3 separate regions of the Homo sapiens genome follow, and all the other regions are linked to region 1. A link is a contact called in ENCODE Hi-C or POLR2A ChIA-PET data. All regions are on one chromosome and are shown on one strand. The core of a region is the stretch at or near the end of the contact, and the rest is flanking DNA. Distances in the headings are between cores, read along the strand shown.

Region 1 (4,292 bases), core at 910-3,409:
AGGAGGAGAAGGGCACTTAAGGAAAAATAAATTACTTTTAAGAAAGATCATGGGCCTTTAGGAGAATAGATGGGAGATGATAGTTTTGTGACAATGCCTGTTTAGGTGTGCTGTGGGCTTCTCTTTGGTATTAGAGTCAACTTTCTCTGGTTGCAGAAAAATCTGTGGGAAGGGATTTATGACAATTGAGTTTTGGGAGGAGGTTCTGCTTTGGGGCAGATAAGGAGTTTAGAAATAAGCCTCTTATCAAATGCCTTCAGCTCAAAATCATTTTTATGCCACAGTGGCATATTCTAGAGGAACCTGGGCCAAGGAAGACCACCCTTGGCCTTACTCCTGGAGTCATTCCGGCTCTGGCCTAGCCTTGGGGGTGGAACTCTGCCCTGGTGTGGACAAGAATGGACCCTCTCAGGCCCCAGCATATTCTCAGAGGTCCAGTCACACCGACCTGGAAGTGTCAGAGATGTACTTAATTCTAGGTTTGCACTGAGGCCAGGTAGAAACCGCAGTACCTGGAGCATTTCTTTGTGTTTTGGGGTTTTAATAGACTTGGCCAGGAACCAAGTCCAAGCCCTTTCAACATCACAGAATGTTTTTTAATCTTCCCTAGTCCACCGGAGTGGAAAACTCACATAGTTCTCATCATTCACAAACACTTAAAGGGTGTTTACTAGGTACTAGATGGTATATGCTACTATTATCAGCCTCATTTTGTAAGTGGAGGAGACAAAGAAAGGTTAAGAGGGTTTTCCAAGTTCACATGGATGGTAAGCAGCACAGTCAATATTTGTTGACTGTGAGGCCGAGGCAGGTGGATCGTTCGAGGTCAGGAGTTTGAGACCAGCCTGGCCAACATGGTAAAACCCCGCCTCTACTAAAAGTACAAAAATAAGCTGGGTGGTGGTGGCGCATGTCTGTAATCTCAGCTACTCAGAAGGCTGAGGCAAGAGAATCGCTTGAGTCTGGGAGGTGGAGGTTGCAGTGAGCTGAGATGCACCACTGCACTCCAGCCTGGGCAACAGAGTGAGACCCTGACTCCCAAAAAAAAAAAAATTGACAAATTAGCAACCGGGCACAGTGGCTCAGGCCTGTAATCCCAGAGCTTTGGGAAGCCAAAGCAGGAGGATCACTTGAGGTCAGGAGTACCAGCCTGGACAACACAGTGAGACCTCATCTCTAAAACAAAACAAAAAAATTTAAAAATAAGAAAATTAGCAGGGTGTAGTGGTGGGCGCCTGTAGTTGCAGCTACTACGGAGGCTGAGGCAGGAGGCTCCCTTGAGCCTAGGAGTTCAAGATTGCAGTGAGCTATGATTGCACCACTGCACTGCAGCTTGAATGACACAGCAAGACCCTATCTCTAAAACAAATTTAAAAATTGTTTAAAAAAAAACTTTTTAAATTGACAGATTAGAATCTGATCAGTTTCTTTCCAGAGCTACTTGAACATCTCAGGAGATTCTGCTAAGGATGGAAAAGGAAGGAGTTTTAATTTCAAAGTTTCATTCCATGTCTTGTCAAACCAAGTCTAGATTTGCCATTTAGAACTGCATTCTCTGATCCTGTGTTTTAAGAGAGGTTTCTCCATGTAGATGAAACCAGGAGCTGCATCCTTCCTCGGATTGGTAGGTGTTCCATGGGCTTTATCTGTGCGGCGTAATGACAGCACACAAACGCCAGGGGGCAATGCAGTTTCACCGAAGAATCCTAGGAAACTCGGGTCTGGCTTTGACTAAGAACATTGGCAGGATCCTGGGGCAAAGGTGGAAATCCTTACTAAAAAGAGTTCCGCCAAGGAAAAAATATGTTTAAAAATCCTTTCTTTGAAAGCTTCCTGCATTGTCATCAAAATTGCCCTTCAGTATTTGTGCACAGCTGGAAGTTTTGTGATATTATTTGCAAAAGATTTACTTTTCGTTTTTTCTCAATGCGGCTGCCTAGTCTTTCCTGGAAGGTTTCCTGGGTCTTTCTGCGTAGGAAGGATTATTCTAACCAGCTCTCGGGTAGCCTGGATCACATTGTTAGGACTCTGTTGCGTCCTCTGCCTGACCGCGGGGCTCTCTTCCCCCGGTGCCCATTCAGCGCTTCCAGCTGCCTCTGCGGTTGGAGCCGGGCTCCCTTTAAGGTAATTCCAGTCTGGGCCTGTGTTTTGTTTCCAGCTCGGCAGCCGCCAGGTGTCTGCCCTCCCTTAACCTCCAAGGATGAGAGATCAAAGGTGCCCCTACATCTGCCTCCTGCCCAGCTCTTTAATCTGTTACATGTTCAAAAGGGACAAATGCAGTATTGTGCACTCAGGGAGGGAGGACAAATCAGAGAAGTGGAAATGGGCAGAGCCTCAGAATGTGTTAACTTACATAAATGATACGGAATATGCCTGTCGACATATTAGCCCTGCCACTGTAGAGGTGTTTTCTTCTTAAAAGAGCAAGAATATTATGCAGAAATGGAAATCCTCTTTTCTCCCTTTGGAAGCCTACTAAACCCATTTAATGAAATATCGTACACAGACCCATTTGGAGGTCACTATTAGAAATATAACGAGGTAAAACAAAATATTTTTTAAATTTATGAAATGGAAATTACAAGGGCACTTGTAGAGACCTGAGCTTATTTTATATGTGGCAAAAATGATAAACTAATCTTTAAGCAGAGCAGATATATTTTAAGAAAGACTATTCCCAGCGGAGCATGTATTTTCCATATCCGTAGAGCTAAGTAGGGGAATGCATTTTAAAACAGTAGGAATTCAGATTAGGTATTAAGAAAATAATACTGAGAGCAATGGTTATGGAAGGTACAGAATTTTCCTAACAGCACTAAGGAAGCAGCAATTATTTCTTCCATTTTTAGAGGAAGGGGTTGGGGGGAGGGGGAAGAGCTCCTGATCTAGTAACAAATTGTTTCTAAACTTAAATTTAGAAACATTTTAAACAGTTTGAGCATCCACGATTTTCTTTAGACTTTTAGGAGAGCTCCCTAATTTCCAACTAAAGACATAAATGTGAACAGGCACTAATTACTTTTTTCTCTATGCATTCCTGCGCCCACACACCCAGAGGCTCTCTTGTGCTTCCTCTTCCCCAGCGGTTACAAAAAGGAACTCCAGCAACTTCAGTTGTGCTTAGCTGCCGTCACAGACAATAGCATAGTAGGACCAGTGGCCTCATATTAAGTCACAGTCTTTCCCAGTTACAATGGCTGAGAACCCAGATTTTCACAAGGTGCAAAGAAAAGAATATTGACATGGTTATTAAAAGCTATGGTGAGAAGGGAGTCTTTATCAGCTGCTTCAAATATTTCATTCACCTTCTTAACAAATATTTATTCTGCACTTACTATGTCCAGACATGGTGCTGAACTCGGGGAATTCACTGGTGATCAAAAGCAGTCTTACCCTTTGTTCTCATGGAGTTTACCATCTAGGGGTAGAGACTAGCGTCAATCAAATAATCACAGAGATAACTGCGCTGAAAGAAAGAGACAGTTCTTGTGGGAGGATCTATTGTAACAAAGGGACTAATCTAGAGGCTCAGGGAGAACTTCCCTGAGAAAATCCTCATTAGCTAAGAGTCAAAGGATCAAGAAGGGTGAGGGATGGCACGTGCTAATTCTGCATTCAATATTAGTAGAACTGAAAGGGTGATGTGGCTGGAGTACCAAGAGCTAAGGGACAGGGCACATGTGTAGTCAGAAAATGTATGCACAGCTGACTATGTCTGTCATCTGTTGCTACATACCTTATTACCCCAATGTGGAGCAGCTGAAAAACAATCATTATATTATACCTTATGATTTTGAATCAGGAATTTAGGCAGGGTTCAGCTGGGCAATTCTTCTGTTCCACATTCAGCTAGAAGTTGGTGTATTAGTCAGAGTTCTCCAGAGAAGTAGTATATCCGTGTGTGTGTGTGTGTGTGGGTGTGTGTGTGTGTGTGTGTGTGTGTGTGTGTGTATACTGACCCATAATTATGGAGGCTGAGAAGTCCCAAGATCTGCAGTCAGCAAGCAAGCTTGAAACCCAGGAGAGCCAATGGTATAGTTCCAATCTGGGTCCAAAGACCTGAGAACATGGAGAACAATTGTGTAAGTTCCAGTTCAAGTCGAAGTCCAAAGGGAAGAGAAGACTGATGTCCCAGCAGAGACAGAGAATTCTCTCTTACTTTGTCTTTTTGTTCTATTCAGGACTTCAACTCATTGGACAAGACCCACCCACCTTAGGAAGGGAAGTCTGCTGTACTCAATGAACTGATCCAAATGTTAATCTCATCCAGAAACACCTTCACACACACTCGA
Region 2 (4,292 bases), core at 1,192-3,691, 510 kb after region 1:
CATATTTTTTGATTATCATATAGTTCATATAAAATATATGTAACACTTTTACAATAAAGACAATAGAATTACTTACATTTTGCAAAAAGTTATTAATAGTCTGTGTCAGAGGTCAAAATATAAAGAGTAGTAGGCTAATCTTTGATCTAATAATCAAACTTATAAAAAGTTTGGCTATTTGGAGGGCTGGGAGAGGGAAGGGCAGAGGCGTAGAAGAGGATTAATGTTGTCTGAAGGGTGCTGTGGGCCCCACACTGTGTAGCAGCTGCTAGAAGCCAAATACTGTGTTTCCTTGCTTCACAGCTGCCTCTTGTCATCCCAAGTATGTTTTGTTTCTCACACTATATCGTAGCTTCTTGAGAAAAAGAAGGATTATTATTATTATTATTATTATTATTATTATTATTATTATTATTTTTGGAGACAAGGTCTTGCTCTGTCACCCAGGCTGGAGTGTAGTGGTGCAATCATAGCTTACTGCAGCCTCTACCTCCCAGGCTCAAGCAATCCTCTTCCCTCAGCCTCTCAAGTTACTGGAAACATAGGCCCGCACTACCACACCTGGCTATTTTTTTAAAATGCATAGAGACAGAGTCTCACCATGTTGCCCAGGCTGCTCTTGAATTCCTAGGCTCAAGTGATCTACCCAAAGTGCTAGGATTACAGGCGTGACCCACTGCACCCAGCTAGGATCCTTATTTTTTAACTTTTGCAGTTAACACCTAGAAGAGTACTGAATGAATGAATGAGAGAATGAATGAATGAGAGAATGAATGAGAGAATGAATGCCTGAGTAACTTGGAAGATTGTCAAGCCCACCTCAGTTCCAAGCAATGCTATACAAATGTTGAACAATGGCTCCCTGAATGCCCGCTGTCTGCCAGGCTCCATTACAGCGTATTCCTGCCATCGTGCATCTATGCCATGGATGCCCAGCTCACTGAGCTCTGCTCTATCAATGCAGGGGCTCCTGGTTGTTGTGGTATAGGCCGTTAGCAAAAGGACATGGCTAGAGGTTGCCAGCTGTCCCTCTTGTAGCTGATGGCTTTCTAGCAGTGCCTCTTTTGCAGCCCAAGCATGTCAGCCTCAGCATCCCCACCTCCTCTGCAGCTCTGCTCTGCCTTTGCCATCAGCAGCCCCACTCTCCGCCATCCAGTGCTCTGAAAGCCTGGAAGGAAAGAAGTGTCTCGCCGGGCGCGGTGGCTCACGCCTGTAATCCCAGCACTTTGGGAGGCCGAGGCGGGCGGATCACAAGGTCAGGAGTTCGAGACCATCCTGGCTAATACGGTGAATCCCCATCTCTACTAAAAATACAAAAAAAATTAGCCGGGCATAGGTGGTGCACGCCTGTAGTCCCAGCTACTCAGGAGGCTTGAGGCAGGAGAATGGCGTGAACCCGGGAGGTGGAGCTTGCAGTGAGCTGAGATCCCACCTCTGCCCTCCAGCCTGGGTGACAGAGCAAGACTCTGTCTCAAAAAAAAAAAAAAAGAAAGAAGTGTCTCCTCATCAAAATGCTCATTTCCCACTGAGTGGCACGCAGAGATTCTGCATTAAGTTTTAGGCACAATGAGTTAGTTACATTCTCCTATAGCACTTCTGCAGGAGATATTTGCCTAGATGCTTTCCTGCTGGTTCACAGAACAAGAAACAGAATGTTCAAAACCCAAGTGGCTTGAGCTCTTCACAGATAATGCAAATCTATTAAATGCAGAAGTAGACAGATATTTCTGCTATGTTATCAAATGTCCTTGTAACTCATAAGAGTTACAGAATGTAGATCATAGGGAAAGAAAGTGTTTGTTTGGTCGACATGGGTGCTTTCCCTTGAGTGAGTGGCTCCTGCATGTCTCAGCCTCTTCTACTAACTCCGTTTATGAAAGCGTTGGTCAAATGCCAGGAGGAATTGGCAAATGTGGGCCTCCACCCCCAGGGACCCTGCCTCTTGTCTTAATTATTCTCACTTAAAAGGTTACTAACTGAATATTTTCATTCCCCCTTCTCTCCCTCCTATAAACAGCCCTGATTCACTAATTCAGCTGTGCCTGAGGGGCCGTGTGGTCAGGGGATCCCATTTCATAAAAAGGGATTGTAGTGTTTCCTGTATTATCCCGGACTTTTACTAAACTCAGATAAACTGAGCTCAGATGTGAGTATTGCATTGGAGTTCTTTTCCTAAGTGTTCAGTTTGGTAACAATCATTTGATTAAAACGAATGTTTTCTCTTTCAAAATGGTAGTGTCTTGCCTAGGGACTGGCAAAGCTCTATGACTCGTATTTTCTTGTGGATGCCTCCAGAAGGGGTATTTGTCTCCCTTGGGAGCCTTTCTTAGTTTTTCTTAGCAACGTTGCACAATCAATGTCATGAGAACAGACTTTCTGGCACAACTGACTTGTCTGAATGCAATCTTCAGCATCTCTATATTAATTTTCTTTTGGAACATTTTGGGCCACAGGGACCATGAGGCAAAGGTCATGGGTTCTTTTCAGAGCACTTTCTATTTTCTGACACAATGTTCTTCCTGCTGAAGGTGAAAAACACACATTGTTATGTTGGTCAACAAATAGCAAGATTTGGCCGGGTGTGATGGCTCACGCCTGTAATCCCAGCACTTTGGGAGGCCGAGGCGGGCGGATCACAAGGTCAGGAGATCAAGACCATCCTGGCTAACACGGTGAAACCCCATCTCTACCAAAAATACAAAAAGAAATTAGCTGGGCGTGGTGGCGGGTGCCTGTAGTCCCAGCTACTCAGGAGGCTGAGGCAGGAGAATGGCGTGAACCCGGGAGGTGGAGCTTGCAGTGAGCTGAGATCCCACCTCTGCCCTCCAGCCTGGGTGACAGAGCGAGACTCCGTCTCAAAAAAAAAATAGCAAGATTTGATGCTTGCTGCGTTGGGGCCAAAGATTGAGCCACTGTGATGATGTGGTAAGAAGCGTGTGCGCTGAGACCTGCCTGCCGACTGACAGCATGTCTGAGAGGGTTAATGGGATCCTTCTCTGTCTCCACAGATGCTGATGCAGAGATTGAAGGAGCCCCAGCTGCTCCCTTGGATGTGAAGTGCTTGGAGGCCAACAAAGATTATATCATCATCTCCTGGAAACAGCCAGCTGTCGATGGAGGGAGTCCTATTCTCGGATATTTTATTGATAAGTTAGTGCTTAGGCTAACATCAATTACAGTTATTTGGTCATAGAGATGCGTGCTTGATTTCTCCCATCATTTCTAGTGGAAATATTTTCTTTTCTGGCTTTCCTCTCCTCCTCTTTCTATTTCTGTATCTCTCTTCATCTTTCTTTTTCTCTATTTGTCTCTGTCTCAGTCTCTCGCTCTCTCTTTCTCTCTGTATGTATATATCTACACAAACATATACATACATACATATATACACATACATATAATGGTACCTACATATATATATAAAATGGGTATATATACCCATTATAAATGTGTGTGTGTGTGTGTGTGTGTGTGTGTGTGTGTATTGAGTAGGTACTTAGAAACGCTGATTTCTAATTGAGTGCTTTTACAGCAGTTAGTACCTGCAGATGGAGTGGGTCACTCCCCAGCAGACAAATGTGACAGCTCATATCATAGTGTCACAAAATTCATCTTTGGAACTTAGGTAAATAGGTAGGTAGATATATATACATATATATATATTTCATTTCCAAGATGGCCTCTGTTAGGTCTCTATTAGGTCTACGAATTCATAGCATTCTTGCCAAATTAGTAACATGAGCTGGTAGTCAAATTCAAAAAATTCTTTTTTGGAATTTAGGTAAAAGTTCCAAAAATGAATTAAATATTTACCTAAATTCCAAAGATGAATTTTTTTAAATTTGGCTACCAGCTTATGTCACTAATTTGGCAAGAATGCTATGAATTTGTAGACCTCATAGAGGCCACCTTGGAAATGAAATCATTGGAATTCAGCATAATGTCCATATTCCTAATATGTCAATAATTTAAGAATATTTACTTTGGTAATACTACCAAAGTCTTATTTCTACCTCAGGATGTGTTTTCAAGTTATACAAAGAAGTAACAACAAAAAATCAATAGAAGCAAATTATTCACTATCTATAAGTTCTTGTCTATATTCTCCAAAACTTAGAGGCTCTGATATTTATAGTAACTGGGCTTTACACATTAATTATGACATGAGTTTGGACGATACAGACAGCAAATTTAGATTTGGCCTAAATAACATTGTTCTCTGACTTGGTTTCTATTCAGATCGTTGTTCCAATTCTCTTTTCATTTTTGAGTAATGAAATCTCATTGTAGAAATC
Region 3 (4,292 bases), core at 656-3,155, 490 kb after region 1:
TAATGAAAATTTTATAGAGATATGAGCAATACTTTTGATCCGAAGCCGAATTGAGTGTCACTGAGTCATTTGGTCAAACAGCACATGTCACAGCCGTTGGTATCACAGCGCTTTTCTTAGGCAAAGAGGAACCACTGAAAACCCTCCAGCACAAGAAAGAGCAGAGCCAGAGTGAGCTTGAGTCCAGTGTGAAATTACCTAAACCAATTATAGAAGAAGAGCATGCCAATTAACATGTTCTACCCTGTACTTCATCTAAACGGGGAATGCGGGAGATTAGAAGTGGCCAGTGGATTTCTTTTTCCAGGCCATCTCTGATCAGATAGTCCTGTCTGCTCGAGCCATGTTGAGACAGCTGTCTGAAGCTGCTGGCAGGAAATAGCACTGCATCAACTTGCAGGGTCTTCTGTGTTTGGAGAAGGTTATGTTGCTGCACCTGCCACACAGCTGCGATTCTTAAGCCAGTCCCACCCTCTCCATTTCACATCTGAGGGAACTGAGACTGTCAACTTACTTTCTTCGTGTGCATTTATTTAAAATCATCCAACTTTGGGAGGCTGAGGCAGGGGGATCGCTTGAGCCCAGGAATTTGAGACCAACTTGAGCAACATAGTGAGACCTCATCGCTATTTATTTAAAATAAAATCATCCATATCATGACATATATGCTTGTCAGAACTCTGTTCTCTCAGACAAAAAATTATGAAGCTACAATTAATCTATTGCATTACGTGCTAATTCTGTTCAACCAAATTTAACCAATTCTGAGCGCCTGCTGTTTGCCCATGACTCATTCTTCCTCAGGAGTAGGAATAGAAGTAAATGTGGATCAGGCCAGGCACAGTGGCTCATGGCTGTAATCCTAGCATTTTGGGAGGCCGAGGTGGGAGGATTGCTTGAGCCCAGGAGTTTAAGACCAGCATAGGCAACATAGCAAGAGCCTGTCTCTACAAAAAATAGAAAAAATTAGCTGAGTGTGGTGGTGCACACTTGTAGTCCCAGCTACTTGGTAGTCTGAGGTGGGAAGATTGCTCGAGCCTGGGAGGTGGAGGTTGCAGGGAGCTATAATCACACCATTGCACTCCAGCATGGGAGACAGAGCGAGACACTGTCTCAAAAAAAAAAAGTAAATGTGGATCAGACACAATCCCAACCTCAAAGGTTTGGCAACATAATAGAAGAGACACATATCCAACCATAATTTTGATAAATGTTATATTTAGTAACTTGAAGCAAGGAACCCTGATGCAGAGAGGCAGGAACGATTCATACTGTGTCATATTTTAGGGAAGAGTTTATTGAAGAAGTTGCATTTGATCTGAATCTTGAAGGATGAGTTCGGGTTCTGTTATATGGAGGAGAGTGTTTGTTTGTTTTAAGTGTAGAAAATGAATAACGTGCTTTAGGGACGGAGGGGTGTATGTGTATGTGAGAGAGAGAGCTGGGGAAAGGAAGGAGCTGACTGAAGCCAGTATTCTTCCTTCCTCTCCCTTTCCATCATGTTCCCTACTCCCAAACCTCCTTATGATCGTGTCCACAAGTCTGAAGAAATGAAATGCAGACAGAACAATTGGAAAATGGAAGCATCATGTGGGTCAGCAGCCAGGCTGCCGGTTCAAATCCCTCCTCTGCTGTTCCTGGCTGTGTGACTGGGCAAGTTCCTGAAACCCCCATGCCTTGGTTTCTTCATCTGGAAAATGAGGTTAAAAACAGCACTATCTCATACGGTGGTTGTGAGAACTGAACTTACCAATGTATGCATAAAGCGCTTAGAGCATTGCCTGGCTCATAGTCAATTCTCTGTGTCAGCTATGTTAATCAGGGTTATTGACGTCATCTGTGCGTGCGAAGTGGGCTGTCTGAAAGGGAAACAAGTGAAACCCAGTTCCTCTTTTGGGCAGAAAATGGTTTAAGTAGAAAAGCCTGGTCCAGCACCATAGCCACTGGCTACTGAGAACATGAGGAAGTGGTGAAGAATCCAGGCGCCACGTACAGACCCAGAAGACAGGGTCCCAGGGAGAGGCCCGCCTGCGTAGTCCACTCTCCGAGGGCTGTGAGGCTTAACCAGATATGGAACAGTCAGAAAAAGGGAGGCTTTCAGCTCTTACTTGTCAGAAGTTTCCTTTCATGATTTATATTATAAATTCTTCCAAGGCAAGAGCCATGTTTGTTTATGACATTGAATAAAACACTTAAATATAATGATCGTTCAATACAATGATATTGCAGGCCGAGCATAGTGGCTCACACCTGTAATCCCAGCACTTTGGGAGGTCAAGGCAGGTGGATGACCTGAGGTCAGGGGTTCGAGATCAGCCTGACCAACATGGTGAAACCCCATCTGTACTAAAAATACAAAAAACTAGCCAGGCGTAGTGGCCGGTGCCTGTAATCCCAGCTACTGGGGAGGCTGAGGCAGGAGAATCACTTGAACCCGGGAGGTGGAGTTTGCAGTGAGCCAAGATGATGCCATTGCACTCCAGCCTGGGCAACAAGAGTGAAACTCTGTCTCAAATAATAATAATAATAATAATAATAATAATAATAATAATAATGATATTGCTTCTAACAACATGCAAGAATGTTAGCAGGAAGAATGTTTTGCTCTCATCCTACACAGATAGCCAGCAATAAAACCCCCAACAGAAAGCCTTCCTCTCTGTTACATCAATAGTGGTCAACTTTTTAAAAAGCTTATTTATGTATTTATTTGTTTTATTTATTTTTAAAAAGCTTATTTGTTTGTTTGTTTTATTTATTTTAAGACACGGTCTCACTCTGTTGCCCAGGCTGGAGTGCAGTGGTGCGATCATAGCTCACTGCAGCCTCAGCCTCTCAGGCTCAAGCTATTCTCCCACTGCAGCCTCCAAAGTAGTTGGGACTACAGGTTTACACTCAGCTAATTTTTTGTAGTTTTTGTAGATTCAGGGTCTTGCTTATTGCCCAGGCTGGTCACAAACTCCTGGCCTCAAGTGATTCTTCCACTTCAGCCTCCCAAAGTGCTGGGATTACAGGAATTACATGCATAAGCCACCATGCCTGGCCTAAAACCTTTTAAATTATAATATAACATGCACACAAAAAGTGTGCATATTATATACTGCAAATTTTTTTTTTTCGAGATGGAGTCTCACTCCGTCGCCCAGGCTGGAGTGCAGTGGCACAATCTCAGCTCACTGCAACCTCCGCCTCCTGGGTTCAAACAATTCTTGTGCCTGAGCCTCCTGAGTAGCTGGGATTACAGGTGTGTGCTACCATGCCTGGCTAATTTTTAGTATTACTAGTAGAGATGGTATTTCACCACGTTGGCCAGGCTGGTCTCAAACTCCTGACCTCAAGTGATTTGCCCGCCTCGGCTTCCCAAAGACTGCACACTTTTACAAATGAATTGCTTTAGTGAATTTTTGTAGATTGCACACACCCATGTAACTGACACCCAAATCAATAAACATTATTGACACCCAAGAAGCCTCCTTCTTGCGTCCCAACACACTACTGATTTCTAGTAGCATTAATTAGTTTTTTGTTTTTGTATTCTATATAAAAGCAATCATTCTGCTGTGCACTGTTTTGTAACTGGCTTTTTTCGGTAACTATGTTACATGATATTCAGCCATATTGCTGTGAATCGTCAACATTTTTCATGTAAGTTTATAGAGGAGGGGAAAGCACTTCATCAAGAAGTGTGATGTATTGCTGGTGCACTTCACGTAAGCCAATATGATTTACATTTATTTAATCGATGCTGCTGCTACCCTCAGTGCCCTGTTTACAGATGTTCCTGCAAGAACAAGAATTGTGTGTGTGTTTAATCATGAAGTTGTTTACACTTCAACTTACTTCATTTTGTTTCCATTCTGTTATAGGTATAAAAACCAGGTGCCAATAAATGTCCATGCAAACCCTGGAAAGTATATTATTGAGAGTCGATATGGGATGCACACTCTGGAGATTAATGGGTAAGAGAACATTAGTGTCCATGTGTTGCTCACCATTGCTCAGGGAGGCTTCTCACCCCTGCAGTTAACAGCCACTCTCCCCACTTCATCCCAATGCTGTGTGATCACACTGAGGGACATTCGTATACGGTGCTTCTCTGGGTGCACACCTGAAAGTGATATGTATGACTGATCCTTACCATACCCACACTACCTCCCAAAGTGATTTTATATTTGGATTCGGTCAAAGATGATGAGAAAAAAACCAATTTGCATGTTTTTATTTATCTTTTTATATACTTGGGAATTTTTCTTAGATGTAAGTAAGAAAAATATGTTGCATAAAGAGGCATT

What was found. A loop is a pair of places that touch in the nucleus more often than their neighbours do. ChIA-PET counts read pairs that join two places held with the same protein, here RNA polymerase II (POLR2A). Pooled maps may share reads with other maps.
Region 2: a loop to region 1 is called in a map of CD8-positive, alpha-beta T cell, with 4 times the contacts of the local background. The contact joins two enhancer-like sites. A Hi-C loop is called at or near these places in 1 of 168 maps with a recorded cell type or tissue (CD8-positive, alpha-beta T cell), 2 of 37 single-sample maps with no recorded cell type and 9 of 50 pooled maps. POLR2A ChIA-PET finds 5 or more read pairs at or near these places in 1 of 52 experiments (PC-9).
Region 3: a loop to region 1 is called in a map of GM12878, with 6 times the contacts of the local background. The contact joins two enhancer-like sites. A Hi-C loop is called at or near these places in 1 of 168 maps with a recorded cell type or tissue (GM12878) and 3 of 50 pooled maps. POLR2A ChIA-PET finds 5 or more read pairs at or near these places in 2 of 52 experiments (Panc1 and activated T-cell).

Annotation. Positions count from the first base shown.
Region 1 is chr18:3,663,843-3,668,134 of GRCh38, reverse strand. The region is part of intron 7 of DLGAP1 (DLG associated protein 1); the gene reads left to right. Among named protein-coding and RNA genes, the nearest start is that of DLGAP1-AS6, 13 kb to the right of the region's middle. RefSeq lists a silencer at 2,072-2,366. Within about 2 kb of position 2,159, at least 32 of the 41 ENCODE cell types and tissues checked have a DNase peak (open chromatin) inside an H3K27ac peak, as active enhancers do.
Region 2 is chr18:3,153,805-3,158,096 of GRCh38, reverse strand. It overlaps MYOM1 (myomesin 1), which reads left to right. Exons shown (of 38, transcript NM_003803.4): 11 at 3,009-3,150. Among named protein-coding and RNA genes, the nearest start is that of MYOM1, 64 kb to the left of the region's middle. Within about 2 kb of position 2,441, at least 6 of the 41 ENCODE cell types and tissues checked have a DNase peak (open chromatin) inside an H3K27ac peak, as active enhancers do.
Region 3 is chr18:3,175,709-3,180,000 of GRCh38, reverse strand. MYOM1 (myomesin 1) reads left to right here. Exons shown (of 38, transcript NM_003803.4): 6 at 3,867-3,959. Among named protein-coding and RNA genes, the nearest start is that of MYOM1, 42 kb to the left of the region's middle. RefSeq lists enhancers at 1,672-2,061, 2,082-2,201. Within about 2 kb of position 1,905, at least 14 of the 41 ENCODE cell types and tissues checked have a DNase peak (open chromatin) inside an H3K27ac peak, as active enhancers do.